Linked DNA regions of Homo sapiens: region 2 is linked to region 1. Evidence: chromatin loops called from intact Hi-C (ENCODE). Cell type or tissue: GM12878. All regions are shown on one strand. Each heading gives the region's core, and the rest is flanking DNA. Links, peaks and the distances in the headings are about the cores only.

Region 1 (15,776 bases), core at 5,796-8,295:
CATGGTTTACTGAATAATTTAAGTCCACTGTTAAGGTCTACTGCTCAAAATACAAGATTCCACTAAAAATATTACTGCTCATTGACAATGCACCTGGTCACCCAAGAGGCCTGGTGGAGATGTACAAGGAGACTAACGTTTTCATGCCTGCTGATACAATATCCATTCTGCAGCCCATGGATTAAGGAGTCATTTTGAATTTCAAGTCTTATTGTTTAAGACATACATTTTGTAAGGCCATAGCTGCCATAGATGGTGAGTCCTCTGATAAATCTGGGAAGGAATCTTCTGGGAAGAATTCACCATTCTAGATGCCATTAAGAACATTTCCGATTCATAGGAGGAGATCAAAATATCAACATCAACAGTATTTTGGAAGACGTTGATTCCAAGACCCATGAATGACTTTGAGGGGTTCAAGACTTGAGTGGAGGGGTCACTGCAGATGTGGTAGAAAGAACAAGAGAACTAGGATAAGAAGTGAAGCCTGAAGATGCCATGGAATTGCTGCAATCTCATGATAAAACGTTAAGTGGCTGAGAAATTGCTTCTTCTGAATGAACAAAGAGTTTTGTTTTTTTTTTTGAGATGGAATCTACTCCTAGTGAAGATGCCATGAACATTGTTGAAATGACAACAGAGGATTTAGAATATTCCATAAACATAGTTGGTAGAGCAGCGGCAGGTTTTGTGAGAATCGTCTCCAATTGTGAAAGAATTCTATTGCAGATAAAATGCTATCAAACAAAGCATTGTATGCTACAGAGAAATCTTTGTGAAAGAGAGTCAATCAATGTGACACATTTCATTGTGATCTTACTTTAAGACATTGCCACAGCCTTCCCAACCATCAGCAACCACCACCCTGATCAGTCAGCAACCATCAACATCAAGGCAAGACCCTCCGCCAGAAAAATAATTACAACTTGCGGAAGGCTCAGATGATCGTTAGCATTTTCTAGCAATGAAGTATTTTAAATTAAGGTATATACATTGTCTCTGTAGACACAATGTTGCACACTTAATAGGTTACATTGTAGGAAAAACATAACTTTTTATGCATTTGGAAACTAAAAAATTAATGTGACTTGCTTTATTGCAATACTCACTTTATTGCAGTGGTCTGGACCTGAACCTGCATATTTCTGGGGGATGCTTTTCTACTGCTGCCATCTTTGACCCTAATCCAGATGAGGATCCTGTATAATTTTAGCCAATAAGCCAGTATAACATTTCCCATCACTGGGGAAAGAGAAAGGCTGATCAAGGAGTGAGTCAGATTAGGGTTAGGGATGGGAAGGCTAGAGGCCTTGGGGTCATCACCACCAGAAGAGCATTCTTTCATCTATATTTCTGTTACAGATTTTATTTTCTCCCCCACCCCACATCCCAATTTGATCTTGAAAAGTCCTGGAGGAAGCATTGTTCTTATTCCCATTGAAGCTATGCTAACTTTTATAATCAAATTCTTCAACTGTCTAAAGATTACTAACATCAATCCGAAAACCAATTATAGAAAATTCCCTCAGTCAGAGACCCACTTTGAGAGTATTCAGTTGTGATTCAAGGAGCATCACGTGCTAGGAGTCAGGGTAGTTCTAGGTCTAAAGCAGACTTGGGTACTTTTGGCTTGTGCCAGTAAAACTCGCTCGGATTCGATTTTTAAGTTAAAGCCTTTATAGTCTTTCCAAAAAGTTACTCAAAGGATAGGAACGTCTCTAATACAATACATAGTCATACATGTATACAAAACTCACTTTATGTCCCTCACACCCATGACAGGGCACCTCTGGCTTTGGGGCCATGCCCTTGTCCCACATGCCCACCTCACTGTCTCTGTGCCAGAGGAATCTTTCACAGTCAGCAGATGAGGCAAATGTGAGCTGGGGAAGAAGCCCCGAAGAGTATTTCCTTTCATGGCAGAGGCCCATATAATAGATTCCAAAGAAGTGGGAAATACATGTTTCTCCACTGCTTGAAATTTCAGGACTTCCTAATAACATGGTCATATGGAGGCTTCTTTCTAAGCTTAAGAAAAAAAAGCAAACAGAGCTTTTTAAATTTTTTAAAATTCAGGAAAAGTCATAATTTCCTTCCCCAAACCATGACTGGTTTTACCTAATGGACTCAAGGGGTGGGGGGATGTTGGAGGTATCCACTCACATGGTGAGGCTCTTAGGCTCCAAATCCAGAAATTGATTTTTCATTGAATTTCATTGTGAAAGTCTCAAGGTTCAAAAGCCATTTACAAGCGAGAGCCAGCCTCAACCTCAGACATGGTCCATGCATCCTCCACTCTAACAACACTTGAAGTATTTGCTATTCCCAGAACTTGACTTGACTTTCAGGATGCCTCCATGCCTGGTTGATACCATTTCTTCTGTCTGGAATTTTCTTCCTGTCTGCTTGGCAAACTGCCATCCCTTTTTCCAGGGCCCAGGTCTGTTTTTGTTTTGTTTAAGAGACAGGGCCTTGCTCTGTTACCCCGGCTGGAATGCGGTGGCACAATCATAGCTCACTGCAGCCTCAAACTCCTGGGCTCAAGTGATCCTCCCACCTCAGCCTACAGAGTAGCTGGTACCACAGGCCTGTGCCACCATGCCTGAGTAGTTTTTGACATTTTTAAAAAACGTTTTGTAGAGATGGAGTCTTGCTATGTTGCTCAGGCAAGTCTCAAACTCCTAGGCTCAAGTGATCCTCCCACCTCAGCCTCCCAAAGCACTGGGATTACAGGTGTGAGCCACCACGCCCCCCTGCTAGGGCCCAGTTTTTAGGAAGCCTTGAATAATCCTCCCCTAGGAAAAATTAATTACCATCTCTTCTGTGCTCTCAGAATACTTTGTTCACACTCTTTGTTCACAGTATTCACATTGTCATAAGTTGGTGACTTGTTTCCCTTCCTTCCTTCCTTCTCTTTTTTCTTCTTTTCTTTCTGGGTGATGTGGTCGTTAAGGTCCAGGAGAACCAAGAGCTAGTCTTATTTGTCTTGTGTGACAGTGTGGCATTGAGGTTGAGAGTCCAGACTCAAACCACACACACTGCTTGGTTGGCTTGCACTTCCTGGCACCGTGACTCTCTGATTAAGTTTCTTCATCTGTAAAATGGGCAAATTCAATACCCACCTCATAGAGTTGTGAGAATTAAATGGTTTATATAGGCAAATCACTTAGAAAAAATCAGTACCTGGCATAAGTGCTAAGTGCTAGCTTATTATCATCCCTTTACCTAACTCAACGCCTAGCCCAACACACACTAGCTGCTTGTATATGTTTGTTGAATAAGTGACTTAATTAAAGAACATTAGAATGTTTATTAAAGAACATCTACGCTCAGAGGGAAAGTCAAATTTGTACATTATCCTTACTAAAAATTGGTACATTATTTTTACCTTAAATATGCCTAACTTTAAAAAAAACAACAGAGAAAACTTAGCATTTCAAAACAATTGGCTTATCACAAAAGTTTTTGATGGAGAGTTTTATTTGAATTTTTTTCTCTTATCAGCCAATGCTTTAACACAGACGTGATCACTAACTGCTTAACAGATGGACAACTTTTCAGAAAAACTGAATGCTAAAAGTTAATAAAAGCAGAATATTTACATGAGCAAAATTTGATTTTTTTTCAGGTAAAATACAACTATCATGGAAGGTCATACCAGCGTTTTGCTTGGAAAGCTCCCACAGAAATGCTTTATAGGAGAGCATGGACACCTGCACACTATGTCCCCTGGGAAGTTAGAAGCAGACATACTGTTTCTTACTGCACTTGGGTAGAGCCTGGTCTGTTATACTATACTAGGAAATAAGTCTTTAAATTTGACAATGGGAGAGGACTTGGCCAAAACTTTTAGAACACTTCATCTGATTGGAAATTACTTTTTCCTTTGGGCTTGTCCATTTCATGTTCAGGGAAAGGGAAACATGATGTAGTAACGTGATGTTCTGCTCTCATTCTTCCTAGACCTCCTGGTATGAAATTTGCAGTGTCTTGATGTGTGAGGTCTCTCTGAAAGAGCTGCAGGGAAAACAGCGGGCGATAAACTACCCCTTTAAACAGGCTGTGGCTACATGATGCCTGGCTTACTCAGTAAATCTTCTGGAAAGAGACTCTTTCTCTTGCTCACTGCTCAGCGTGGAAACAAGAAAAGGAAGCCAGAGGCTCCTGTAGCTCCTGCCCTCCCCTAGCCTCCACCAGACAACCCCACTATCGAATGCACAGAGGAGAGGATCTGAGAGGAGAGTACTGTCAGGCTAAGTGGGGGGGAAGTAGGAACTGAAGGAGGAGGACAAAGTGGGTTGGAGGAGATGAAATGGAAGGATTGTTGGAGGGAAAATGGAATAGGGGTTTGAGATGGAGCTTTGTAAGAGCTGCATTTGCCTCCTGGTTGCAAAGGGAATAGGTGGCTATTCATAAATATATATAGGCCAGGTGGAGTGGAGCGGGCAGGGCCTGATTGCTGAGGACAAGTAATTGGTCTTCCTCCTGGTTTAATGCTCTGCTCTTTGTGTGCCCTCCCAGATGTTTTTCTGTTGCCATGGTGGCTGGAGCAGAGGTAATAGCCATGGAGCAGGGAAGATGAGGCCGTAGAAAGCTTTTTGCTCTGTTTTCAAACTGATTACAGGAGCTTCACATTTGGTGCATCTGGAGCACTTTTGTGATGGCTTTTAAAAGTTTTCCTTCATCTGCTTGCAGGCTAGCTTTTGCTCACCCTGAAGCCTGTGGGGAACCCGGATTATAAAGATATATCCATGCCCACAACGGTGGGGCCATGCAGCCACTTGCTGTCTGGGAAAATAGTCAGGGGTTTATTCAGCAGGGGAAAAGGGAGAGGGAGGAGGAGGGAGTGACAAAACAGGAGGAGCTTTACGGGTCACCTGCAGGGATGTTCAATTGTGTAGGAGCTTTATTTATATTAAAATTCCTTAAGGAAATAGCCTTTATATTTTAGATAGAAAGTGTGGGTTTGTGGTGTCTGTGTGTGTGTGTGTGTGTGTGTGTGTGTGTGTGTGTGTGTGTGTATTCTCCTTTCCCCCATCTAAGTTTCTGAGGAGTCAGGCATCTGCAGGAAGCTTTAGATGCCTACTGGAGGGCAGGAGGACATAGCCTGCAGCTCCTGGAAGGCAAGCGGTGATGGCATGAAACTTACATCTGTGCCCAGCTTTCCTGGATTAGCAATGCCATTCAAGCTTGCCAACCCACAGGAAATTACAGCAGCTCACTGCTGCCAGGAACTCAGTTCCAGGTGTCTGCTGGTTGTGTTCCTTCACTGAGGACCTCCATTTCTCCAGGACAGACAATAGGAGGCCTTTAAGTGCCAAGGATCAGAAACCTCTGACTATTTGGTGGGCCCCTACAAAGTGGTTTGCTTTTCAATAGGTTTCACATGATGAATGGTGCAGCAGGCCTATGCTATCCACTCAACATCATTGCCTCATTTCTCTGGATGTGTTGGTTCTCCTGCCAAATGAAACAGGGCTTCAGCTGGGACATCAGGCTCCAATTCTCACCACTTGTTCATTTGGAGTCTGATGTGCATTACAGCCATTTTGTAAACAGTTACCTGACTCTCACCTCAACCAACAGGAACTAAAAACAGGCTTGTTGGAAGTTTCACTATGCTAAGTCTGAAATATTGGACATGAATTGAACCCCAGTGCTGGACAATTGAGGTTAACACCTAATCATTTATTCCACTGATATTGACTAGGCATTTACAAGGTACTGTGGTAGCTGGCTCAGAGCTGAGGGGATACCACGATAAATAAGACAGACACGATCCCTGCCCCTTTGTACTTTGTCTAGTGAGAGAGACAGACAGAAAAAAAAAAATCAAACAGACGGGTTGACCAATGAGAAATTGTGGCCAATATTATGAAAGATGCAAGCAAGGTGCTGAGCTGGGGAGCAACAGGAAAGATGGGCCCTTCTTTAAATAGAGTAGGTGGGGAAGGCCTCCCCGAGGAAAGAGTATTTAAGCTGGGACCCTGAAGTTGTGAGGGATCCAGCCATGCCAAGAGCAGGGGTAAAAGGAAAATTCCAAGGGGAGCCCTTGATGGAAGATCCCACATCCTCCACCAGGAGTGAGGCACAGTGTCACAGTGTTCAGCATGGTGTATCACAGGAGATGAAGCAGCAGCCTTTAGATCTGGGACATTTTACTGAAGGAGGCCAAGGAGCAAGCCCTCTTGTTTCACCCTCCCTTGCCTTTCCTTACCAATGTTTTCCTCTTCTTGTGGATGTAAAAAATAAAGACGGATGAACATCTGGTCTGAAGTGAGCGTTCTCAGCAGACCATCCACATCTAAAAGAAAGCAGATTTCACACGGATTAGGACCTCGTTTTAATATGGCAATCCACACTTCTTTGACTCTAAGTTAATGATCGCTCCTTTAAAAATGTTACTTAATGTCATTTTGCTCTCTTTGTAAAGGAGACTTCAGCTGTTGTTGAAATTAAAAGTTGTTACAGAAGAACAAAGCTAACATGACCTTTATGTTCATTTCCTTTTAGATGAACTGGGAAGTGAAAACGTGAAAGTGTAAGTTTTCCCTGCTGCTTCTGATCCACCTGGGGTGTGAACAGCAACTGTTAAGGTGGACAGCTGCCTTTTCAGGTGTTTTTGTTCTGACATCTTGCGGGACTCTCCTGCTTCCCAGGCGGGGTTGGAGATCCTTGGCAGCCTGAGGGAGGATGTGCTGGCATCCCCAAACCCTATCCAGCGTGTGAGTGTGATCTGGGCAAAGACAGCTTGGCATCTGTTTTATTTCATTGTCCTACATTCAGAAAAGAATCCTGACTGCTACCAATTTCAAGTGCATAGCAGTTAAATATTCTATCCCTAGCTGTATTTCAAGGACATTGGTTCATTTACTCTGATTAGAAATTTTATCACCAGGAAAGATACTTGAGCTGGTATTTAGCAGGGAGCCCTGGTCGAAGCAGAAGTTCACACAGCAAGAACCCCCAGGGATGGGAGAGAGAGAGGAGGAGAAGGGAAGAGTGGGAGGAGCAGGAGGAAGGGAGAGGAGGGAGGGAAGGAGGGGTGGGAGAGAGAAAAACAAGCCTCCACTCAGAAGCATGTTCTGGGGTGATGCCATATCCTCCCCATCTTCCAAGCAGCCTCCTGGTTTAGAAACTTTATCGCTTCCTCTACGCAGTGTACCGCCTACGCTGCTTTCAGAGCTGGTGGTCCATCCTTCCCCAACCCCATCTCCACTAACCACGGACTCTGTCCCCTGACTGTGCACTTTGAGCTTCTGCAAGTGAGGGCGGTGAATTTCTGAAAGCAACTGCTCCATTTCTCCAAGAGAGAAAGGCCTGGGAATTGAAGGGACAGGTGATAACTGTAGCCTGTTGACAGTGGCCTCTTGACCTGGGGCACTGATCAAAAAACCCCAAGGAACAGGAAGTGAAATTAAGCAAGGCTAAAATGCTTCATATGGCAACTCCCCGGAAGGGCCTCACCCTGGGAGCCTTGCAGACTTGACTTTGCACCTTCAGGGGAGCAGTCAGCCTCCTGGGTTCCCTTTTTTGTCCACTTGTTGGGCCTGTGGGCACCCCACTTTTGGACCTGTGATAAATGTATGTTTGTTTGTGTGGTAGCCTTTCTTCCTATTAAAGTTTGGTAGTTTGGAATAGGGCAAGCCCCCAGGCTTCCCTAGAGCATAAGGCACTGAATCAAGTTCATCTTCCTCAGGATCAGCATTCTAGTCTCTTTCCAAATGAAATTAGGCATCTTTCACATTTCTTTCTAACAAGTCTTTTGCTCTCTATTTCTAGCCCTATTTTTGAGGAAGATACACCCTCTGTTATGGAAATTGAAATGGAAGAGCTTGATAAATGGATGAACAGCATGAATAGAAATGGTATGTGGTAACCTAAAGTTGTTTTTTTTCTTTCCTCTCTAGTAACAGAAGGCTGCAACAGCTTTATAAATATCTCAATAAATCCTGGAGTGAGACAGAAGAACCCAATCCCACATTAGATCTGGTACATGCAGATAATAAACCTGGTCTGACAATACTTAAATATTCAGCTTAATTGTTGCCACTTGTTTTTATTTCTGTACAAGTTGTTGAAATGGTCTTTTTGAAGCAGAAAATGGTATTTTATTCAAGAAAGGAAATCTCTGAGGCCAAATGATCTGGAAAAAGTTAGCATCTGGCATTACCTTATACATTACAGAATTTAAAGATCTACAATTTTAAACTGACTATGGATATAAAACTTTATCAAATGTAGTATCCATAGATCTGTGCTGTTCAACGTAATAGATAATCACCAAATGTGGCTATTTAAATTTAAATTAATTAAAATTAAAATTAAAAAATATTGAGTGTTTAGTAGCCAATGGCTACTAAGTGGACAGTGTAATGTAGAATATTTCTATCACTTTAGAATGCTCTATTGGACATTGCTCATGTAGATGGTGATATACATACCCCATATAACAATTTCCAATTGATATCTGGCAGTAATGGAAGTATATGTTCCTTACTTTTTAGTAAATCAATAATGGGACTTTAAAATGATGACAGCTGCTTTTTCTTTTTCAAATTCCCTTTAAAAATTAATTATTTTTACTACTTAGATTAAATGAATAAAACCCAGCATTATCATGTCATTTGTATTTTTTACCATTTATCTTAAAAAAATACCCTAGGGTCTGTCAAATTCAACACTCTACAGTAGAGTTAGAAAATTCAGAGACTGGTTATAAGAACTATTACTACCAGGCCAGGCACGGTGGCTCACGCCTATAATCCCAGCACTTTTGGAGGCCGAGGCGGGTGGATAACCTGAGGTCAGGAGTTCGAAACCAGCCTGGCCAACATGGTGAAACACCATCTCTACTGAAAATACAAAATTAGCTGGGTGTGGCACATGTCTGTACTCCCAGCTACTAGGGAGGCTGAGGCAGGAGAATAGCTTGAACCCAGGAGGCGGAGGTTGCAGTGAGCCGAGATTGTGCCACTGCACTCCAGCCTGGGTGACAGAGCGAGACTCCATCTCAACAAAAAAAAAAAAAAAAAAAAAAAAAAAAAAAAAAGAATTATTGCTACCAGAGGCTTATCAAGGTGTGATTTCAAAAAAGAGCCACTCAGCTAACTTGTACAATTTCTAACAGTTTTTCATATTGAGGAAAGAAGGACTCTGTAAAGCCATTCTATTTGAGGATGGGGCGGGTCATTGAGATAGTCCTTCAGGAGTCTCGTTTTGTTGTTTTTCAGTTGCTAAAAGTAATATGCATACATAGTAGAATTTGGAAAATGCAAAAAAAAAAAAAAAAAAGGTAGAAGAAAAAAATTCACCACAGAAAGGCAATCTCTTCTTGCTATGTTGTTGTATTACGTTTTGTGCCAGAGATTTTGTGAAATATAAAATCATGATTCTGTCATACTCACTAAAACCAGAAAACTGGAAAAGGCATTTCTATTTGACAACTAAAGCTGAGTTATTTTGACACATAGGTGATAGAATCAAAGAATTTTTTTGCCCTTAAAAATAACGAGTGGTGTAATAGAAAAGAACTCATGACCATAGGAAGATCAGCTGTTTTCCCACTTTACCCAATTCTTTCCTACCGTGCAATCTGATGGAAATCATTCTGCAGACACGTTGGAACCTCAGGCGAAGCCATCTTATTCCACTGTCTATCCTGAGACATGCAGATTCTAGCTTTTGGAGCACTGGGGTGCTGCAGGGACAGAATAACCAAGCAGTGATGAATTGTGTCCTTTCCAGTGTCAGAGGCATGTTGAAGTTTTGCATCTGTGTTATTAGTGCTTTTTCCATTTCAAGAGCCTTGACATCATTAATCTTTTCATCACTATCACTCCTTGGTGAGGCCATTTTTGTGCAAGTAACCACGCAGATCAGAGAACTATGGTATTTAACTGTATCAGGTTTGTGGATAGAAAATACGATTTCAGTAACTAACAATGAGTTTGCTTTTATTCTGTCCTAGCCGACTTTGAATGTTTACCTACCTTGAAGGAAGAGAAGGAATCAAATCACAACCCAAGGTACTTCTCATTTCTACCACAGATTACATGTATATGGCGGGGGGCGGGGGGATTGGGAACCAGGGTGGAACACTTTTTGCTTACCTCCTCCGTGCCTATAATTCGTATGAGATCATTTACGCGGCTGGATATGTGCATAGTGTGGAGAAGAGGAAGTGTGTTACAGAAAATAGAAGGCCACAAAGTAAATATCCTAGGACTCTTTATCTTTAGAAATAAATGAGTATTGACATTTTCTTGCCCTTCTAAAGAGACACTGTTGCTTCAGCTTCTGTTTTAGTCATAAAGCTTTCCAATTATGACAAACTGTAGGTTTGTTTACCTTGGATAAATAGATGTTTGGTAAGGAAAACAGATGGAGGCGACAGTCTTAAAGTGGGTAACTGTAAACTAGAGTGAGAAAATAAATGGGAATTTTTAAAAAATGTTCCATTTTACCACTAGGTGGCTCTGGTTGATAGAAAAATTTTAGTGCTTTGGGGTTTGGGTGTATAGTTTAGCATTCCACAATCTCATTTTAAATTATATTATCTTTTGTGAGGATAGAAATGACCACATTTGGGGTGTTTTGATTAGAGAACTGTTTTGTCAGGACATGGGAAGTGTTCTAAGGAAAAAGGTTGGATGGTTCAGAAGGTTGGGGACTGGCTCTGCAGAGCTCTGCTGTGACCTTGGAGGTACTGAGTTGTTGGCAGCAAACACTCATGGACACCCGGAGAGAAGAAAACTTGAGCCTATGCCTGAGATATCACACTTCTGTTGGAATAAATGGAATAAACCTTCAGGCAGGATAAATCCTCTCCCTCCATGTTCACCAGAAGTCTGGTGCCAGTCAGTCACTTGTCACCAGGCAACCCCTGAAGCCTGAGCATCGCGAGGGAATACTGATTATTAGGCAATGGTTGGGGGCAGTCAGATGTTTATCTTCGGACCCTTTTCCTGCGTCTCCCCCCTAAACCTCACTTAAGAATTCACCATCCCAAATCTCTCCTCACATCACACCACCACAGTCTTACTCAGACAAACCTCAGCTCTGATGCCAAAGTCTATACCTATTGTAGATTTAGGTCAATATCACCACCCTAGGCATTTTCATGTTAAGATTATTGCCAGTTCAGGAAGGATTCTATCCTATTTAAAAGAGATTCCAGGTCATGCTTGGTGGCGCTTGCCTGTAGTCCTAGTTACTTGAGAGGCTGATGTGAGAGGATTGCTTGAGCCCAGGATTTCAGGATTGTAGTGAGCTATGATTGTACCACTGCATTCCAGCCTGGGCAACAAGCAAGAGCAAGACCCTGTCTCTAAAAGAAATGGGGAGAGAGAGAGGGAGAGAGAGGGGGAGAGAGAGAGAGAGAGAGATTGATTAACAAGCAGGTGGAAGAAAACAACAATGCCAGGGGGAATATTACAAAGGAATATTTTCCCCATGTTTTGATCTTACCTGGAAATATGTAACTATATATGTCTGGTATAGGGCTCAGATCACTACTAAAACTCCATAAATATCTTAAGTATCTTATTACTCTATCACTGATGAGCAACCTCAATGATGCTAAAAACTACCCTCAGTGGTTTTTACATTCCTGCCTTTTGCTCTTTGAAATTGTTGGCAACATGGAAGAAGCTTAACATTACAGAATTGTATGGCAGTGAAATCTTCTTAAAAATCAGATTTTTGGCCAGGCAATGTGGCTCATGCCTGTAATTCCAACACTTTGGGAGGCTGAGGCAGGCAGATCACCTGAGGCCAGGAGTTCGAGACCAGCCTGGCCCACATGGTAAAACTCCATCTCTACTAAAAATACAAAAATTAGCCAGGCGTTGTGGCGGGCACCTGTAATCCCAGCTACTTGGGAGGCTGAAGCAGGAGAATCCCTTCAACTGGGAAGGCGGAGATTGCAGTGAGCACTGATCACACCATTGCACTCCAGCCTAGGCAACAAGAGTGAAAGAAATTCTGTTTCAAAAAAAAAAAGTCAGATTTTTGAAATAATGAGAAAATGAGCTAGAGCCTTCACATAGTTAAATGATTGTTTTAAAAGGGAAGGTCTACATTCCACTGTGGGTCCAGAGCTGTGTGGCATTCACAGGATGGCTGTCAGGCCTTCACTTTATGCCCTCTCGTAATGCCAGCACCAGCATTCGAGAACCAAGAATGGCAAGTCCCAGATCTTTGTACCACTAGGCACTTTCTGATTACTTCAAAGGTTATTATGATATTGCAAAGTTAATTTTTTATTCATTAAAAAATCTAAGAAAAGTACATTGGATTTAGAACAAAGCCCAGAACAAAGTAAGTTCTCAATAAGCACTGGTTATTGCTAGTATAATTATTAGGAAGTTAGGACTGATGTACAGAAACTCACTGCCTTTATACTAAGACCCAGCTCACTGGATTAAAAAAAAATTCACTTCCTTTATCCTAAGCCTGTATCCTAAGACCCAGACACATCAATACTGGTGGGCGAAGCATTATTTTTGTCCCTGTGTTCCCTGGTGGTTTCTTTCTGGACCTACCAATCCTGGGAAATCAGGAATTTGTTTGATCTACTATGAGACTTTCAGTTCTCCTTAATTACTGGCATAGGCCCATTAATGTTGGTGATTTCAGAATAGTCCACTTATCACTCTGGAGTTTTTTGGTGTTTTGTTGTTTTGTGTAGAGACAGACTCTCATTCTGTTGTCTAGGCTGGAGTGCAGTGGTGTGATCCCAGCTCACTGTAGCCTCAACCTCCTGGGCCTAAATGATTCTCCCAACTTAGCCTCCAGAGTAGTTGGGACCACAGGTTTGTCCACCATGCCTGGCTAATTTTATTTTACTTTATTGTGGTGACAGGGTCTCCTTATGTTGCTCAGGCTGCTTTCAAACTTTTGGGCTCAAGCAATCCTTCTGCTGCCTTGGCCTCCCAAAGTGTTGGGATGACAGGAGTGAGCCACTGTGCCTCGCCCAGTCTGAAGTTTTTAAAAGGATAGTAACACCTTATAATTTGGATAATCTTTCTTTTCTGTCATAATTTTATGTACATTTCTTTTTCCTATCCTAATGTTTTAATTAAATTGATAATCCATAAAATGTTTACTTTGAGTATCTACCCTGGGACAAAAATAAGATTTCTTTTTTCTCTAAAAGCTTGTGAATTGTTATAGATACAGGTGGAAAGTGCATTTGTGGGTCATTGGACTTAGAAGACTCATTTTAAGACCTAATTTGAATGCTTGTTTGTTCTTTAGACTAAAACAAGTCACTTTAGCTCTCTGAGTTTTAATTTCTTCATCTTGAAAAATGGAAATAAGAACATCTGTCCTTCTAGTTTCACAGGATGATATAAGAGAATGAAACCACCTAGCTAGGTTTTATTTTTATCTTAATTTTTTTTTTTCGAGACTGAGTTTCATTCTTGTTGCCCATGCTGGAGTGCAATGGTGCAATCTTGGCTAACTGCAGCCTCTGCCTCCTGGGTTCAAGCAGTTCTCCTGCCTCAGCCTCCCAAGTAGCTGGGATTACAGGTACCCACCACCACGCCTGGCTAATTTTGTATTTTTAATAGAAATGGGGTTTCACCACATTGGTCAGGCTGGCCTTGAACTCCTGACCTCAGGTGATCCATCCACCTCAGCCTCCCAAAGCGCTGGGATTACAGGCGTGAGACACCGCACCCGGCAGTAGCTAAGTTTTAAAGCACCACGCAAGTGAAACTAATTATTCTTATGCAGTGGCAATTGTTCTTCCCCCTCCCACACTGGGATTTTAAAAGATTATTTTTAGGGCAGTTTTAGGTTTACAGCAAAATTGAGCAGAAAATACAGAGTTCCCATATACCCTCTGCCCTCACACATGCACAGCCTCCCCCATTATCAACGTCCCCCATCAGAGTTCTACATTTATCACAATCAATCAACCTACATTGACACACCATTATCACCCAAAGTTTTCCATTGGCTTTTACCTTGTGCATGATTCTTCCTCTGTCATTGAAGTAGTATACAGGTGAATTTAATGCTTCAGAAAGTATGTAACAGTCATTAAAAATTGAATTTAGTGGAAGACACACTTCTCCTTTCTCCTGATAAACAAAGCCTTCTGGAATTCATTTACAGGGTTCCACTTTCCTTGATGCTAGAAAGACATGCCTGACATAGAACCTCTGTTATCTATTAAGTCCATAGAACCTACGACCACCATGCTTCTGGGAAAAGGGAGTCAATCTGATAACCATCCTACACTGAATATACCACATTGTGTGCAAAGACTTCAACTCTTCAAGCTTGTCTTGTTAGGGTCTGTAATCTCAGGCCTTTCAGAACTTTATCCTTGTCTCATTGGCCAGTCTTGTTCATTACTTTCCTCTGTCCTCATTGAATGGATATTCTTCCTGAGCTATGGAATCCGAAAGACAGCACAGGATTTTAATAAGGACCAGAGATGTACAAAATACTATGAGAAGTGGACACTATGGTTTTCATGTTTGAAAGAAATCAATAGGAAAAGCAACAAAGGAATCATGGGGGAGGGGAGTGTTTCATATTCTTATTTTCCATCTTAGCATCTTTTCCGTGATTCATACCTGCTATGTGCCTGGCACTGCCCAGGGGCAAAGTGTCAGTGGGAGGAGGGTGCTAGGAGGGGTCTGCCCTCAAGTTGAAGAGAATTTCATCCCTGATCTGGTTAAGCATTGCCAACACATGGTAACGACAGAAAACAGATCCTTTTGGTTGGTTTTATTATTGTTTTAACTTCTGTGTAGAAAACACACTCCCTTATTGCCTAACCCCACACTCACAACACCCTCCCAAATGCCACTAGATAGTGGTGCAAACAAGAAAAAGTCCCTTTTATCATGACTCTTCCAATCTAGCCAGCCTCTTCCTTCTTCTGGAGGCATTTGTAGTTAGACGGTTTCCTGAAAGCTTCGTGTTTCTGTCTCTGCAATCTCAGATGAATAACCACAGACAAGGAATCGCAAATATTAGCCAAATGCCTGTCTTCTTTCCTCTTATATCTCTTGACCACAGGGATGATTTTACATTAAGCAGCAACATAGGGAAAGATTAGGGAAAGAATTAGATGTGGTTCTGCTCAAGTGGATTTATAATTTTGAAAATACAGTAATAATTACAGCAATAGTAAGACATTTACATCACATTTTCTATATGCTAGTGCCTAAGAAATTAACTAAGAGAGAGTGACAGTATATCTGTTCTTATAATAATTCTACTGTTTATTCTATAGTTTATGTTTCTGAGCTCGATGTCATTATAAAAAGGAGTTGCTTCACTATTTTTCAGGAAAAATTTAGGTTAGTTTAATAGAGAATTTTGTGGATTTCTTCCTGTTTCATCCCTTCTCTTTGTCATTTTTTGAGAAAGTATAATTTTTGATGTAGGTTTTCAAAAGACATTTATTGAGCACTTAATATGTGCCTGACACTGTCTACATCATGTCAAAACAACCAGTTAAAAATAAAATAATTTGAGTAAACTTAGAACTCAGAGAGGTTAAGTGGCTTGTTCAAGTTCACATGGCAGGTTCGTAGCTGATAAAGCTCAATCTAGAGAAAAGTTTCTTTTAAAAATGTATTTTCATTCTCTTTTATTATTTTGTTAAAATAAGAGATATTTCATAAATTAAAAGACAAATTATAGATTAGAAAAAGAAGAACACTCAGCAGCAAGAAAGCCAGCCACCATGAGGCTAATACAGGAAAGTACTCGGTGAATGGTGTGTCTGTCACTCAGCACAGTCATTG
Region 2 (15,776 bases), core at 7,977-10,476, 55 kb before region 1:
TCTCCGAGTAATTTCTCTCCCACTGCTTGCCGACCTCACTGAGTGGGACAGTATACTCCAGTGGTCACAAGTCTGCACTTGGCAGTGCTCAAACCAGTGCCTGGCACATTGTGAGCAATAGAAAGATGTAAACTTACAAGGAAAGAATCTACCCCCTCTGGGCCCTCCCTCCTCAGTGCTCTCATCTACCTAAGGGTTTCCCCCACCTCGCTCGGCAACCCCTTCCACTGCAGTGCTGGAATCTGTTAATGCAGGAGAGGCATGTTTCCTCCATGGATCTGACAACTCCAAGGGGAGGAAACCCATCTTTCTCACTTTTGTAGCCCCAGTGAGTAGCACAGTGTAGACTACCAGAGAGTCTCATGTTTTTGCTTGCTTGTTTGTAGGAAAAATGAAATAACTCAGTGTGGGTAACCTAAATGTCTGTCTCCAGGAGGTCTTTGCTTTTTTTTTTTTTTTTTTTTTGAGACAGAGCTTTGCTCTTGTTGCCCAGACTGGAGTGCAATGGCGTGATCTCAGCTCACTGCAACCTCTGCACCCAGGTTCAAGTGATTCTCCTGCCTCAGCCTCCCAAGTAGCTGGGATTACAGGCACCCGCCACTACGCCTGCCCAACTTTCATATTTTTGGTAGAGATGGGGTTCCACCATATTGCCAAGGCTGGTCTCAAACTCCTGACCTCAGGTGATCCACCCCGCTTGGCATCCCAAAGTGCTGGGATTACAGGCGTGAGCCACCATGTCCAGCTGAGCCCTTTGGTTTTAAAGCTGCAGATTAATGTCTCTGCTGGCCTGCTGGACATTTTCACATAAGTGTTTCAGTTTAACTAAAACCAAACTCATGGTTCAGAACTGCCATTCTCTCAGAAAGACTCAAAATTGCAGCATGATCATTGTCCTCTCTCCATCACCCCTGCCATACAGCTACCCAGTCCTGGGGTGTCTTCTTCCCCTGTTCCTTCATCTAACCTACATTTTCTATCGCTGGAACTCCTATCTGGCTGAGGTTTGCACACCTCAATCGATACAGTGGCCTCCTACCTGTTCTCTTTACCTCCTGACTCACTCCACTGTTCCATCAAAGCGTATTGCCACCAAATCAATCATAAAACACCATCTTGGTTCTGATGTCTGTATCCCTAATTAGCTACCAAATTTCATTCGGGTGGTAATGAGTCAAGACAGGCCTCTGGCCTCCCTTCACATCCTCCAATTCCATTCCTCCTGACATGAAGACTGAAACTTCCTTTCTCCAAAGACACACTGGACATTCCTACCCTGTGGCTTTACTCCAGTCATTCCTTCTTTTTGGAATATCTCCCTTGCTTTTGTCCTAGCCAGCTCCCAGCTGTCATTCAGGTAACCACCACCTGCTTTCCTGTATAGTTTGTACCTCTGGGTATAAATGAGTGCTATATCAGTTTGTGTCTTGCTCTCCCTTGAGGGAAGGGACTGTATTCACAGTGCCTTGCATGTTTCAGGACATAAACATTCATTTGCATGATTGAATGGATCACTTTATCACAACTTTGCATCCAGAGATCTGTGGTTTCCACAGCTACCAGTACCAGCTCATTTCCACCCTAGATGGGTCTGTGATAGTTGGGCCCCACAGAAAAAAGATCTTATTCAAGTTATCCCATAACCTATTTTTTTCATTTTTTCCTGCATCCTTGTAGTCCATCTGTTTTCACCATAACCCATTTTTGCAGTATAAGTTCCAAACTTCCCAGGAACCAAGATCAGTATAAGGCAGCAAACAAGAGAAACAGTAGATATTTTGCCAACAGGAGGAGCTGTTCTTGGCAGGCTAAAATCTGACACCACCTAGCTTTAACACCAATCCTAGTTTCAAGGGAACACTTGGGGTATTCAGTAGGAGGCCCTGGTTAATTCAGAATAGCTGCAGGGGATCTCCAGGAGAGAAGACAACTTGCATTAGCCTGTACTTATTAGAGTTTTATAGATAGTGATTAAACACTTGTTAAAAAGCAATTATTAAACAACTAAACACCTGCGAATGACCCCTTGAAGCATGCAGCCTGAAGACAGCAGGATCCAGTCATCTGCGAGCTTGCTGGAAATGCAGTCTCAAGTCCCATCCCCAGCCTACTGAATCAGAATCTGCATTTTACATGACCCTCTAATGATTTGTGTCCACATCAAAGGTTAAGAAGCACTGCCATAAACATTCTTTATTAATCTCTTAAAAGACATATTCTAAGAGTCAGTGTTATAAAAGTTGTCAGCAAACTACCGCTCCACAGGGACTTGCTTTGTCCTCAAAGGGCAAACAGTGGGAAATACTCATGAAATGAAAGGTGTCACTATTGACCTGTCCCATTCCTCCCAGTTGCTATCTGGTCCCTTCTCTTCCTGGCTCAAGTCAAGGGGCAGTTGTGATCTGAGAGGCTGTTGAAATAGAGGTAGTGGGGAGGAGCAGGGAGAAGTGGAGGGGTTGTATGGAGATGCGACCACCTCTCCTCGCAAATCTTCCTGCACTCTGTGGAGTGACTCTCCTGCTCCCACTGCAGCAAGTCAGAAGTGGTCAGAGCAAGAAGCCTTGGCAGCAAGGAGTGCTGGGTGTTTTCTGAAGGACCGCCAGCCCAGCTGGTTGAAGAGAAAGGCTTCCCCAAACCTGGAAACAATGTAAACATCCACCAACAGATGAACAGGTAAAGAAATTATGGCATAGCCATATGATGGAATACTACTCAGCAAGAAAACAGAATAAATTATTGATACATGCAGCAATATAGATAAATCTCAAGATAATTTTTCTAAGTGAAAGCAGACAGACCAGAGAGAGAAAGAGAGAGAGAGAGAGGGAGAAAGAGAGAGAACACATACTGTGTGATTGTATTTATGTAAAACTCTAGAAAATGCAGACTAATCCTTAGTGACAGGCAGCAGATTGGTGCTTCTTGGGAATGGGGGACAGGCAAGGGCAGGAGGGAGGGATGACCGAGGGGGCACAAGGAGACTTTTGGGGGTGATGGATGTGTTCTCTATCTTGATTTGGTGGTGATGGTTACCTGGGTATATATGAATGTCAAAATTTATCAAATTGTACAGTTAAATGCTCAGCTTATTTCATGTCAATTATACCTTAATAATGCCATTTAATAGACAGAGAGAGAGAGAAAGCTGCTGGTCAGAGTAGCCAAGATCTAGGAACAAACGACAAGAGAAAAATAATGGAGAGAAGCCTGGAAGCCCAGAGCTGGGGCAAGGTGGAAGCAGGAAGTCAGGTGCACATCCTGGCCCCCATTGGCCTCCGCGCGGTAGGGAAGTGGTCTGCCTTGGTAGGGCTCCACCCTGGGCATGGCTGACCGGACAGGAACTCATCTGGCAGAGCAATCCAGGCCCCACTTCATCTCTGGTCCAAAGGATTCTTTCCAGAACCAGTGGAAGGCTGGCTTCCAGAAACATATGCTTCCTGTGATGGAGAGAAGCCACCTTCCCAAACTGGCTCTGAAATGGACCTTGCCCATCATGGAAACAAGGGACATTTGGGGTCTATCCATTTGGAGTGATGCCTGGCTCTGCCTTTTCTAAGTCAAAGTCAGATGGCTGTTTGGCTGAAGAGTGCGGCATTGCTCACAAGGACAGTGGCCCCATGACATGCAGTACTTTTTTGGGATGAGGGAAGAATGGAGTTAGCTGGATTTGGGGGCCTACTTAAGCTTGTCAGGTGCTGACCACCTGGTAGGCAGGGCTGCTTCCAATCCCTTTCACCCTGGAGCCTAGGTGAGAAACGGCTTATGGTGGCCATGCTCAACCTCAGTGACTTCCACTCTCTGTGTGATCACTGAGGATATGTTACCGTGTATAAAGGGCAGCTCTGACAGAGCCCCTTCCCTGTCTATTTAGCCAGCATCCCAAGCTGGCTTTCTTTACTAGTGTCACTTCTGCTAACTAAGCAGCCATAGCAATTTCCTCCAGGGCTGGAAGCCTGTGGGAAACCTGCATTTGTTTCAGTGACTCTGAGAGGGGAGAGAGAAGCATGGACAAGCCCCACTGAAGAAGACTGAACATAGATACGGCATCACAGGAATTTACACCGAAGACAAATGCCAATGCTGGCTTCATATTTTGAAGATTAAAGTGTAATTTCCATATGGCAAAATTCATCCTAAGTGAATAGGTCAGTGAGTTTTGATGAATGTGTACCGTAGTGTAACCATCAGTAAAATTAAGATATAGATCCACTCCATTACTCCCAGGATTTTCTCAGATTCCTCTAGTCAACCCCTCTCCCCTACCCCCAGTCCCTGGCAACTACTGGTCTGTTTTCTGTCCCTAAATATTTGCTTTTGCATAAATAAAACTCTAGAAGATGCAGACTAAACCATAAATCTGTAATCAAATAGTATGCAGACTTTTGAGTCTGGCTTCTTTCATTTAGCATGTTTTTGAGGTTTATCCATGTTGCAGCATGAATCACTAATTCATTCCTTTGTATTACTAAGTAATATTTCATTGTACAGATGTACCATAGTTTGTTCATCCATTTCAGTTGAAGGACATTTGGGTTTCCAGACCTTGAAAATTTTAAATAAAGCCACCATTAACATTCATGCAAAGTTTGTTATGTGAACAAAGGATTTTATTTCAGTTAGGAGTGAGATTGTTGGGTCACATGGTAAGTGCATGTTTAACTGTAAAAAGAAACTGTCAAACTGTTTTCCAAAGTGGTTGTACCATTTTATATCCGATTAGCAGTAGAAGAGAGTTCCAACTGCTTCACAACATCCTGACCAGCACTTAGCATTTATTGTTAGTTAGTTTTTATTTATTTATTCATTTATTTAAATATTTTTTTGAGACAAGGTCTTGTTCTGTCGCCCAGGCTGGAGTGCAGTGGCAGAATCATGGCTCGCTGTAGTCTCCACCTCCCAGGCTCAAGCAATCCTCCTGCCTCAGCCTCCTGAGAGGCTGGAACTACAGGCCTGTGCCACTCACCATGTGTGGCTAATTTTAAAATATTTTGTAGAGTCAGTGATCTCTCTATGTTACCCAGGCTGGTCTTGAACTTCTGACTCAAGAGACCTCACTGGTATGAGCCATTGTGCTCAGCCAGTTTTTAAGCCATTTGGATGGTTGTGATGGCTCATGCCTATAATCCCAGCACTTTGGGAAGCCAAGGAAGGCAGATCACTTGAGTCCAGGAGTTCGAGACCAGCCTGGGCAATATGTCAAAACCCCATCTCTAAAAAAATACAAAAAAATGGGTGTGGTGGTTGGTGCACGCACATAGTCCCAGCTATTTGGGAGGCTGAGGTGAGAGAATCACCTGAGCCTGAGCCCAGGAGGCAGAGGTTGCAGCGAGCCGAGATTGCACCACTGCACTCCAGCCTGGGTGACAGAATTAGAGCCATCCTAGTAGCTGTGTGGTGGTATCCTGTTGTGTTTTTTGTTTGTTTGTTTGTTTGTTTGAGACAGAGTCTTGCTGTGTCACCCAGGCTGGACTGTAGTAGCTCGATCTCAGGTCACTGCAACCTCTGTCTTCCGGGGTTGAGTGATCCTCTTTCCTCAGCCTCTCAAGTAGCTGGGACTAAAGGCACACACCTTCATGTCTGGCTAATTTTTTTGTACCTTTTGGTAGAGACAGGGTTTCTCCATGTTGGTCAGGCTGGTCTCGAACTCCTGACCTCAGGTGGTCTACCTGCCTGGGCCTCCCAAAGTGCTGGGATTACAGGCGTTAGCCACCGCGCCTGGCCTTGTTGTAGTTTTAACTTGCATTTTGCCAATGGTAAATGACGTCGAACATCTTTTCATGTGCTAGTTTGCCATCCATTAAGTATTTACACATTAGGCCAGTGGCTTGATTGGGGTTTCTGAGGGAATGTCGAGGCAGAGCAGGGTGGACAGTGTGGTATTGGCTGGTTTAGATATAATTTTGGTGGGCTCCGAGCTGTAGTGGTGGTCCTAGGTTCCTGATACCAGGCCCGGGGATGATTAAATCATGGAATATTGCCTCCTGAGGGCCAGGTAGAGGAGATATGGCTCTGGACTGGTTAGTCTGCTTATCAAAGGCATGTTCCCCTCTGGGTCCTTTGCTACCTCTAAGAATTGGCTAGCTCCTGGAGGGGTAATCTCTCCCCAGCCAGAAAGGTTAAGATGTCAAAACATCACAATATACAGAAAATCTTAAACATATTTACAATATGTTGCAGGAAGTCAGGGATCCCAAATGGAGGAACCGGCTGAAGCCATGACAGAAGAACGTGGATTGTGAAGATTTTATGGACATTTATTAGTTCCCCAAATTAATACTTTTGTAATTTCTTATGCCTGTCTTTACTGCAATCTCTAAACATAAATTGTAAAGATTTCATGGACACTTATCACTTCCCCAATCAATACCCTTGTGATTTCCTATGCCTGTCTTTACTTTAATCTCTTAATCCTGTCAGCCGAGAAGGATGTATATCGTCTCAGGACCTTGTAATAATTGCGTTAAGTACACAAATTGTACAGCATGTGTGTTTGACCGATATGAAATGTGGGCACCCTGAAAAAAGAACAGGATAACAGCAATTGTTCAGGGAATAAGAGAGATAACCTTAAATTCTGACTGCCGGTGAGCCAGGCAGAACAGAGCCATATTTCTCTTCTTTCAAAAGTAAATGAGAGAAATATCTCTGAATTCCTTTTCTCAGCATGGAACGTCCCTGAGAAAGAGAATGCGCACCTAGGGGTAGGTCTCTGAACTGGCCCCCCGGGGCGTACCTGTCTCTTATGGTCGAGATTACAGAGGTGCAATAAACTCCAGTCTCCCATACCGCTCCCAGGCTTATTAGGAAGAGGAAATTCCCGCCTAATAAATTTTCGTCATACCGGTTGATCTCAAAACCCTGTCTCCTGATAAGATGTTATCAATGACAATGGTGCCCAAAACTTCATTAGCAATTTTAATTTCGTTTCAGTCCTGTGGTCCTGTGATCTCGCCCTGCCTCCACTTGCCTTTTGATATTCTATTACCCTTTTAAGTACTTGATGTCTGTCACCCACACCTATTCGCACACTCCCTCCCCTTTTGAAAATCCCTAATAAAAACTTGCTGGTTTTGTGGCTTGTGGGGCATCACGGATCCTACCAATGTGTGATGTCTCCCACGGACGCCCAGCTTTAAAATTTCTCTCTTTTGTACTCTGTCCTTTTATTTCTCAAGCCAGTCGACGCTTAGGAAAATAGAAAAGAACCTACGTGATTATCGGGGCAGGTCCCCCGATAACAATACACCATGGGAAATCTGCTACAGTGTTGAATTTGCGGTAGGAAGAAAAGCTACAGTGGAGAGTGGAAGATCACCAAAAGATCATCTCAGAGAGGATGTGAGTCTGGGATGGAGTTGGTTCAACATTAGGGCCAAGATATTATTCAGGAGAAATATTTTCAGCAAGGACCCAGTGGAAATGTAGCAATGTGGTGCCTGGCTCTCAGCCATCAGATGCCCAGCTGCCAATAGATGTCATGCTCCCTAACCTGCGAGGGAGGGGCTGTGAAGTCATTTTTAATCTGCATGCCCCACTCCCACAAGACAGTCTGACAGTGATAGATACAGCTCAAGAGAAGTGCTGAGAATGCCACAGGCTGACTCTCCCAGATAAAGAACATGAAATGATTTCATTACTTTTGCTCTCCCTGACAGCTCTCTAGAAAACAATCATTGGTTTAAGCAACCAGCCTCCAGGCCAGAACCAGCAGGCCTAGGGAAGGAGTGACTTTTTTGTTTTTCTCAGGAGGATTGTCTAGGTGAAGTGCTTAGGGCATGAGACCTGGGCCAGAAATTGCTTTTACTCTCATGGTCTTATTCTGAAGATTTATTTGCAGGCTTAGGGATGTTCTAGTTGCAAATAATTATCTTTGCTCAGTGAATGATTCCCCATCCTCATCCCTTACATGAATTCACATGAAAGAAGGCATATTTCTTCCCTTTCTAGCCCCAATAGCATTAGAGGTCACAGTTGGTTTTATTCTTGGGGATACAGAAATAGCCACCCATTCCCTTTAACTGGGTGCATGGTTTGGCCCAAGGCATGGGGTGTGACCGAATGAATTTACCCCAACCCAGGTCATTCACCTGATGGTTTGTGTTCTGCTGGAGAAAGATCTCCACTGGAAAAGGCCTGGACCTGAGGCTCATTCCAAAGGGCCCTGGCTTAACACTGCAGAATCCTCCTTCCAACCTGCACAGCTTTGAGCCTTCACTGTACCAGGGTCTCTAGAAGACTTACACGGATAGAGAATTTACTACTCTATCTAGGGCTTCGAACTGTAGCTATTAATTTTTGAATGTTTTTAAAGCACTACTGCAAAGTCTAAGTTTTGTTCATTTATTTCTTTAAGTATTTATTGTGGTATATATAATGTTGTTATAAATCATTTAGATTTATGAGTTGGTGTATTCCACTCTTATGCATGCCCTGCAGAGCCTAAGAACCCTAAAGAGATAATTATTATATATGCTCAGTTCTTAGACGTCCTTGAATAGTGTTCTCACCATGCATAGAAAACACGAGCCCCAGGGGAGTTTTGGTAGCCAGCTTGTTTTCTCCTTGAATTGGACATAGGTGGGAGGATGTTTTTTTCCTTCCTGCTCCCAAAGAACTCTTCTTTTCTTGCATAGAGAAGAATATAGAACTAAATATTTAATTAGGAGAATAAACACCAGGAGCTTGTAAAGAACTCAGTGTGAAGAGAGAAGGATAAGAAGTTTAAGGCAGGTGAAGAAGCTTCTTACACATATCTATCAAGAAAAATCATAACATTTTGTCCAGTCATGGTGGCTCACACCTGTAATCCCAGCAGTGTGGAAGTTTGAGGTGGATGGATGGCCTGAGCTCAGGAGTTTGAGACCAGCCTGGGCAACATGGTGAAACTCTGTCTCTAATAAAGAGACAGAAAAAAAAGAAAAGAAAAATCATAACATTTAGAAAAACAAAATAAAGAAAATGTAAAAGTCACCCATAATTTCACCACTCTGAGTTCATCATTGCTCACATTTTGGTGTATACTCTTCTAGGCTGTGTAGGTTGCAATGTGTGAATGTGCATTTTTGCATGCATGTGGTTTTTTTTTTTTTTTAACAAAAAGTAGTACACTGTGCATGATTGTAACTTGCTTTTTAAAATTCAAATATATTGCCTGACAAAGACAAGTAAAAATAAAATAAAATAAAATTCAAATATATCACAACCATTTTTTATGTCCATGTACAACAGCATAAGGATGTGCCACAATTTACCCAACTAATTCCCTCTAGGTTAGGTCTTTGCATCAAGCTAAATAGACAACCAATAAGTCCTAAATGATTCTGGCACCAAAGTTCAGAAAAGAGCTTTATGAATTAGAAAGAAATTAAGTGCAATGCCCATAGGCTGAAGACGGGAGGCTCACTAACCCTGAAGAATGGGGGAGAGAAATGTGCTAAGGGGCTAAAAATTAGGGTGGATAGAATACAAGTTAGGGAATGGATCTAAAATAGTTGAATCTGTGATGTCAAAAAAATATATAGTTTGGAAGCTGAATATTCTAGTTGTTTTCCTAGGAAAGTTGTGTAACCCTTTTGAGCCTCAATTTCTTCCTCTGTAAAATGGGAATAATTGTTTCTCTATCAGAGTGACTGTAAACATAAAATAAGGAGTTATACAAGACTCTGAACACTGCCTGTCATAGAATAAGTGCTCAATATTTCTTAGTTCCCCTGCTCCACTTCTACCTCTTTGGGTTGTATTGCTCTGGGAAAGTGTGTGGAAGCGAGGCTTGGACTCTGCACTGTGAGTGGACTTGTGTGCTAATGTGTTCTGATAACACAGGGGCCAGTTGCTTGGAAGGTGGTCAGAAATTAGTGAGTTTCATGCAGATGATTTTTCAAGTTAAATAAAACTTCTCTGAGTCTGAGGTCTGAATGAAAATTCTCTGGGTTTGAGGTCTTACTGAAGTGTTTTCCTTTCACAGCTCTAGTTGGCTGGCAGGTGTGGTATAACACAGTCATTCTCAGAGTGTGGTTCCCAGACAGCAGCAGCATTACCTGGAGCTTGTTGGAAATGCAAATTCTCAGGCCCCACCCAAGACCTACAGAATCAGAAACTCTGGGGCTGGATCCAGCAATCCGTGTTTCAACAAGCCCTGCAGGTGATTCTGATCTCAGAGATTGACTAGTGTGGCAAGAGTCCTGGAAACCCAGAATCCCTAGATCTGGAATATACTCTAGCTTACCATTCACTGTGGGGCCTTGGGCAGGTCACTTCCTTCCTCTAAACCTTCATTTTCTCACCTGGACAATGGGAAGATAATATCTTCCTCGTGACCTCAAATGATTGTTTCACAGGCCCAATGAGTTTAGAAAGGAGAAAGACATTCAATTAATGTATTCTAGAAATGGAATGTATACTTACTATTCTTGGTTCTTAGGCAGGGCAATGTAGAAAGCATCCCTATGTGATGAAGAATGGTTCTATTTTGATCATTGAAAGAAGAGTCTGTGCCCTCCTTGGAAAATCTCACTGGATGCTTTAACAGCCACCGTGGTAGTTTCTCCTATGCAAACCTAAATCCCTGTGCAAGGACAGTCAGTATCTCAAAATGTAAGGATGATATCAGTCACTGGGAAAAAAAAAAATTCTGGCAAAGTAAAAAACCCTTAGACATACAGAGTAATGTTTATTATTTGTTCTCCTTTTTCAGTCCTCAGTGAAAATAGAGAACAGCAAGTCACCCCTTAGAGGTGCACACCCCTCATCTACATGAATGGTATTACGTTGTCTCAGCCCTCCTTTCTTTCCGGCCGCACAGTTGTGCTTTCTTTCACCTCTGCTCAAAGGCTTCATTGTGCTCCCCTTTATTAGTCATCTTGGTTTCTCTTCTCTGAACCATTTCCAGTTTCTTTAGCCACAGCCTCCTATGACGTTCAGTCCTCTTCAGTTCTGGAGCCCAGCATATACTTATTAGGCTGGTGCAAAAGCAATTGCTGTTTTTGCAATTAAAAGTAATAGAACCATCAGAGAGGGTGACCACCATCAGAGAGGATGACCTCATGGTTCTAGCACACTCCACGGACAAAGCACTGCCCTGATGCCTCAGATCAAGGCTATGGCTCCTGGAGAAGCACTGGTGTGGATCAGTTTTACCCTAACTTCTCTTGTCATTCATGTTTTATTTTCATTTCCCTTTGTGTACCATCTTTTGTTTGTGTCTAATGATCTTTTCTATTCTCCCAACTTCTTTGATTTCCTAAATAGAAAGTAAATTTAATATATTTATATTTGCACAGATATTTAGAATAAATGCTCATAAAAAGATTGGAAGGAGAAACACCAGTATCTTAAAAGTAATTTTCCTTGGAAAGTGAGATTACAAGTGATTTCATTTGTTTTTTTCTTGCTTCTCTGAATATTTAAGTTTTTCGATGGTTGACACATCTATTGTTTAATTAAAAAAAAGAAAAAAGAAAATTGGAAAATTAACTCTTAGCATGCTCACAAAACAAATAAAATATAAAATGCTTGTGTTCAATGAGGTCTCATAGACCCACATGAAAGTGTCGTCTCCTGCAAGACACAAAGCTGTGCTTGGTCATAGGACTGTTCAGGACTGTCTCAGTTTTAGCCCTTGGAACTAGGCAAACCAGGACAGGTGGTCGCCCTCTCTCCCAGCCCCCTCCATCCTCTTTTTGTCTGTTAAACCGCCATGGCTGCTCACTGGTCTGTTAGGGCCCATCTCTCTTGTATCTTGCTTTGTCATTTCTAGGGAAGTTCAGCTCAATTGAGCCTTGAGGTAGGAAGACACCTCAGGAACAATATTTGTGTCTGCTGGTTCAGGTGAGGCTTAGCGGGAGTCAGAAGGCAAATATGAAGAAGCAATGGAACCAAGCTCCCTACCAGGGAGAGAGGGAGAGCAAAGCCTTTGGGCCACCATGAAAAGATGAAGGTCCAGTGGAAGAATCAATGTTGCTACGGGAGCTATTGAGAGTGCTTTGTGGACACACCTCTTGAGAGCGTGAAGAGAGAGTAAGCAAAGTCCAGGCTTTCTTCCCACTGACATTATTTGGGAACTTTTGTTACCTGTATTTCTCTCTTCTATTTTAAATATGTTATATTTTCTTATCCAGAGATCTGAGTTTATGAATGTTTCACTCTAAATCAGTGGTTCTCAATGCTGGCTGCCCAGGAAAATCACCTGAGAACCTTCTAAAATGCTCAGGCCCCCTCCTAGGCCACTAAAATATATATTATTTTCATTTTTCATATGTGTATATATGTGTATATACACACACATATCTAATAATTACATATAACATATAATTATGCGTAAAAGAATTTACGTATAATATTATAATTACATAGTATGTAGAGATGCTCCTTGACTTATGATGGGTATATGTCCCAATAAGCCCATCATAAGTTGAAAATATCATAAGCCGAAAATCCATCTAATAATAAACCAAGTGTAAAGTCAAAAAAATCATATGTTGAACCATTATAAGTTGGGGACCATCTGTATAATATTTTATACATATGTAAAATTAGGGTTGCTCCCTATGAGGTGGACTGGCCCAGGCTGGAAATGAGGACATTATGTTCCCATCAGTGTTTATTTATTTATTTATTTATTTATTTTTAAGAGACAGAGTCTCACTGTTACCCAGGCTGGAGTGCAGTGGCGAGATCATGGCTCACTGCAGTCTCAACCTCCTGTGCTCAAGCGATCCCCCTACTCAGTCTCCCAAAGTGTTGGGATTATAATCATAAGCCACCATGCCCAGCCCCATCAGTGTTTAGAAAGCACAAGAGACATCAGTCAAGAATTTCAACATTGGCCTATGCTTTTCCATACTGAGAGCCCACAATCTGGGATCCAGATGGAGTAATTTGAGGGTCAGATGTTGGTATGCAGGGCAGGTATACGTAGACCTGCTGGAGAAAAGATGTGAGCTGCGTGCATACTTGTTTTATGTTTTCTCCAAAGCTTATAGCCAGGCTGTTGAGGAACATGGGCAGCAAGTGTGAGGTCAAGGAAGCTATCAAGAGCCAAGAGGCCTCTTCAACCCTCACCTCTCAACCTAGAAGCTCTAAGCCAATGGTTCAAAACCATGGCTGTACAATAGGAGCACTTAAGAGATTTCCTAAAAATACAGAGGCCAGGTCCTCACCCTCAAGGTTCTGACTTGCTTGGTTTGAGGAAGGGGCTGGTTTATCCACATTATTTAAATATTCTCCAGGTGATTCTAAAGTGTAGCCAGAATGAGAACCGCTCATTTTAACTTTGGTAGGGCAACCAACTAGGTGGTCAGTCAGGACATGGGGCCAGGGGAGTGGGAAGGGGTAAAGTGGCTCAGAGAACCGTGTTTGCCCAGCAAAAAGATGTTAACCCTGGAATCGGTCTAGATGCTGATTTTTATTTGGCCCTTTTGCCTACTGATTTTTTTTCATTTTACAATTTTTTTTTTTTTGACACAGAGTCTCGCTCTGTTGCTCAGGCTGGAGTGCAGTGGCACAATCTCGGCTCACTGCAACCTCCGCCTCCTGGGTTCAAGCGATTCTCCTGCCTCAGCCTGCCAAGTAGTAGCTGGGATTACAGGCATGTACCACCAACCTGGCTAATTTTTGTATTTTTAACAGAGACAGGGTTTCACCATGTTGGCCAGGCTGGTCTCGAACTCCTGACCTCAGGTGATCTGCCCGCCTGGGCCTCTCAAAGTGCTGGGATTACAGGCATGAGCCACCGCGCTGGCCTCATTTTACAATTTTTAATGTTTTAAAGTGTCTATTTTTCTTTGGATTCAGAAGTGTTAGCTACATCAACTCCTGGGGATCCTGTTGGTTCTGGAGGACTTGTTAAAACAGATTGCTGGGCCCCACCCGCAAGGTTTCTGATTCAGTAGCCCTGGGGTGGAGCCCAGTATTTGCATTTCTAGCAAGTTCCCAGTTTATGCTGGTGCTTCTGGCCAAAGAACCATCCTTTGAGAACTGCTGGGCTTAATTTATTTTATCGTTTCATCTTTTTGATATCTTAGTTTTCTGGATTTAATATTTCAGTTAGATCTCAATTTTCCTCAGCTTTTTTTCTTCTTTTCATTAAACTATGTGATATTTAAATTTTTTCTTAATCTGTATTTTAATCTAGATTCTTATACTAATTTTAACTCTAATTTTTACTCCATTTTTGTTTTACTAGTCATTTCCCCCACTTTTTGAAGTAGTTTTTGAGAATTCAATACATTGTTATTAACTATTCTCACCCTGTTCTAAAATAAGTTCATGATAGCTCTCTTGAACTTATTGTCTATCTAACTGAAATTTTGTATCCTTTGACCAACATCTCCCCAACCCCCATCAGTAGTTTTTAAATTTGCCCTTTTAAACCATATATGACAGACACCCTTAGTTGCCCACTCAAGAATCATTTTGTGCCGCCCCCCTCTTTCTGTTAACCAAACCCCTATTTTGTTGAGGTATTGGGTAACCATGTGTTTCACGCACCCCTCTCCAGTCTCAGGGGTGATTCTTGATTAGGCTAAACCAATTAGATAATTCCATTTCCGTTGCCAGTGACAATGGTGATGGAGTGCGAAGGGAAGCCGGCTAGTGGGCTCTGAGAGTTTTTCTTATAACTCAGAAACATCATCTTTTCCAAACTTCAGACACTGTTGTGTAAGGGTTTGATCCTTGGAAGAGAAATAGTCACCTGGCATCTATGAGGAAACAAACCTTAGGACCAAAAGTCAATAAAATTTTGAAGATGGCAGAGCAGAAAGACAGAAGGAACCCATGTCCTTGATGATGGTGTTTAGGCATTCATTGGACCAGTAAGCCCTGGAACTGCTTTATCTGCAGACTTTTTTTTTTTTTTAAAGAGATGGAGTCTCGTTATGTTGCCCAGGCTGGACCTGAAATACTGGGCTCAAGCAATCCTCCTGCCTCAGACTCACTAGCAGCTGGGACTACAGGTGTGCCACCATGCCTGACTAGGACTTTTTTTAATGTGAGATTCCGTTTTTTAAGCATTTTAAGTGAGGTTTTCTGTTGCTTGAAGCCAAAAGCATCCTCAATGAAGTATGTCATTTTACCCTTCTTAAAATAACTATATTTTTATTTGTCTGTAGATATTTATAGTTATATCTCATAATAAGTTCCTTGAGGTTGGGAATCATGACATTTTACCTGGAGTTTCCCAAGATCTTGAATACAGTATAATTTTGTTTGAGAGAACAGGTGAATTATTTCATTTGCATAAACATTAAGATTTACTTCATGTCCATTTCCTGCTAATGACTGGGAACCCTAAAATAAAATTGAGCATATTGCACTTTTTTTTCTTTTTTGAGACAGGGTCTGTCTGTTGCCCAGACTGGAATGCAATGATGCTATCTTGGCTCAGTGCAACCTCTGCCTCTCAGGCTCAAGAGATCCTCCCACCTCAGCCTCCGCAGTAGCTGGGACCACAGGTGTGTGCCTCCAAGCCTGGCTAATTTTTGTATTTTTTTGTAGAGCAGGGTTTCACCACATTCAGGCTGGTCTTGAACTCCTGGGCTCAAGCGATCTTTCGACCTCAGCCTCCCAAAATGCTGGGATTACAGGTGTGAGCCACCGTGCGTGGCCCATGTAGCACTTTTGATTATACAAAACAAAAACAGTGTCTAACTGCCTTAAGGGGAAAGGAAAGAGGGGCTTTATTATAAGGCTATCTGTGGATGGACCTAGCACACTCTCAGCCCTACCGCTGATTCTCTCTGTGTCGCCCTCTCATCTGACCCAGGTGTTCTCTCTCG

The links. A loop is a pair of places that touch in the nucleus more often than their neighbours do. Peaks named below come from ENCODE experiments on the same cell type or tissue, not always from the same donor. Only the 100,000 strongest peaks of a DNase experiment are listed, where the experiment ranks them.
Region 2: a loop joins it to region 1, with 4 times the contacts of the local background. A loop is called at or near these places in 8 of 110 quality-filtered maps.

The regions. Positions count from the first base shown.
Region 1 is chr4:152,635,180-152,650,955 of GRCh38, reverse strand. TMEM154 (transmembrane protein 154) reads left to right here. Exons shown (of 7, transcript NM_152680.3): 4 at 6,514-6,541; 5 at 7,783-7,868; 6 at 9,971-10,028. Among named protein-coding and RNA genes, the nearest start is that of TMEM154, 37 kb to the left of the region's middle. RefSeq lists enhancers at 6,468-6,527, 7,673-7,742. In GM12878, for the core only: no CTCF peak of the experiment used is centred there; a DNase peak (open chromatin) is centred at 7,285; H3K4me3 peaks cover 1,363 bases; H3K27ac peaks cover 2,391 bases.
Region 2 is chr4:152,692,162-152,707,937 of GRCh38, reverse strand. No RefSeq gene overlaps it. Among named protein-coding and RNA genes, the nearest start is that of TMEM154, 20 kb to the right of the region's middle. RefSeq lists enhancers at 310-811, 6,712-7,223, 10,695-10,744, 10,775-11,004. In GM12878, for the core only: a CTCF peak has its summit at 9,401; a DNase peak (open chromatin) is centred at 9,968; H3K27ac peaks cover 862 bases.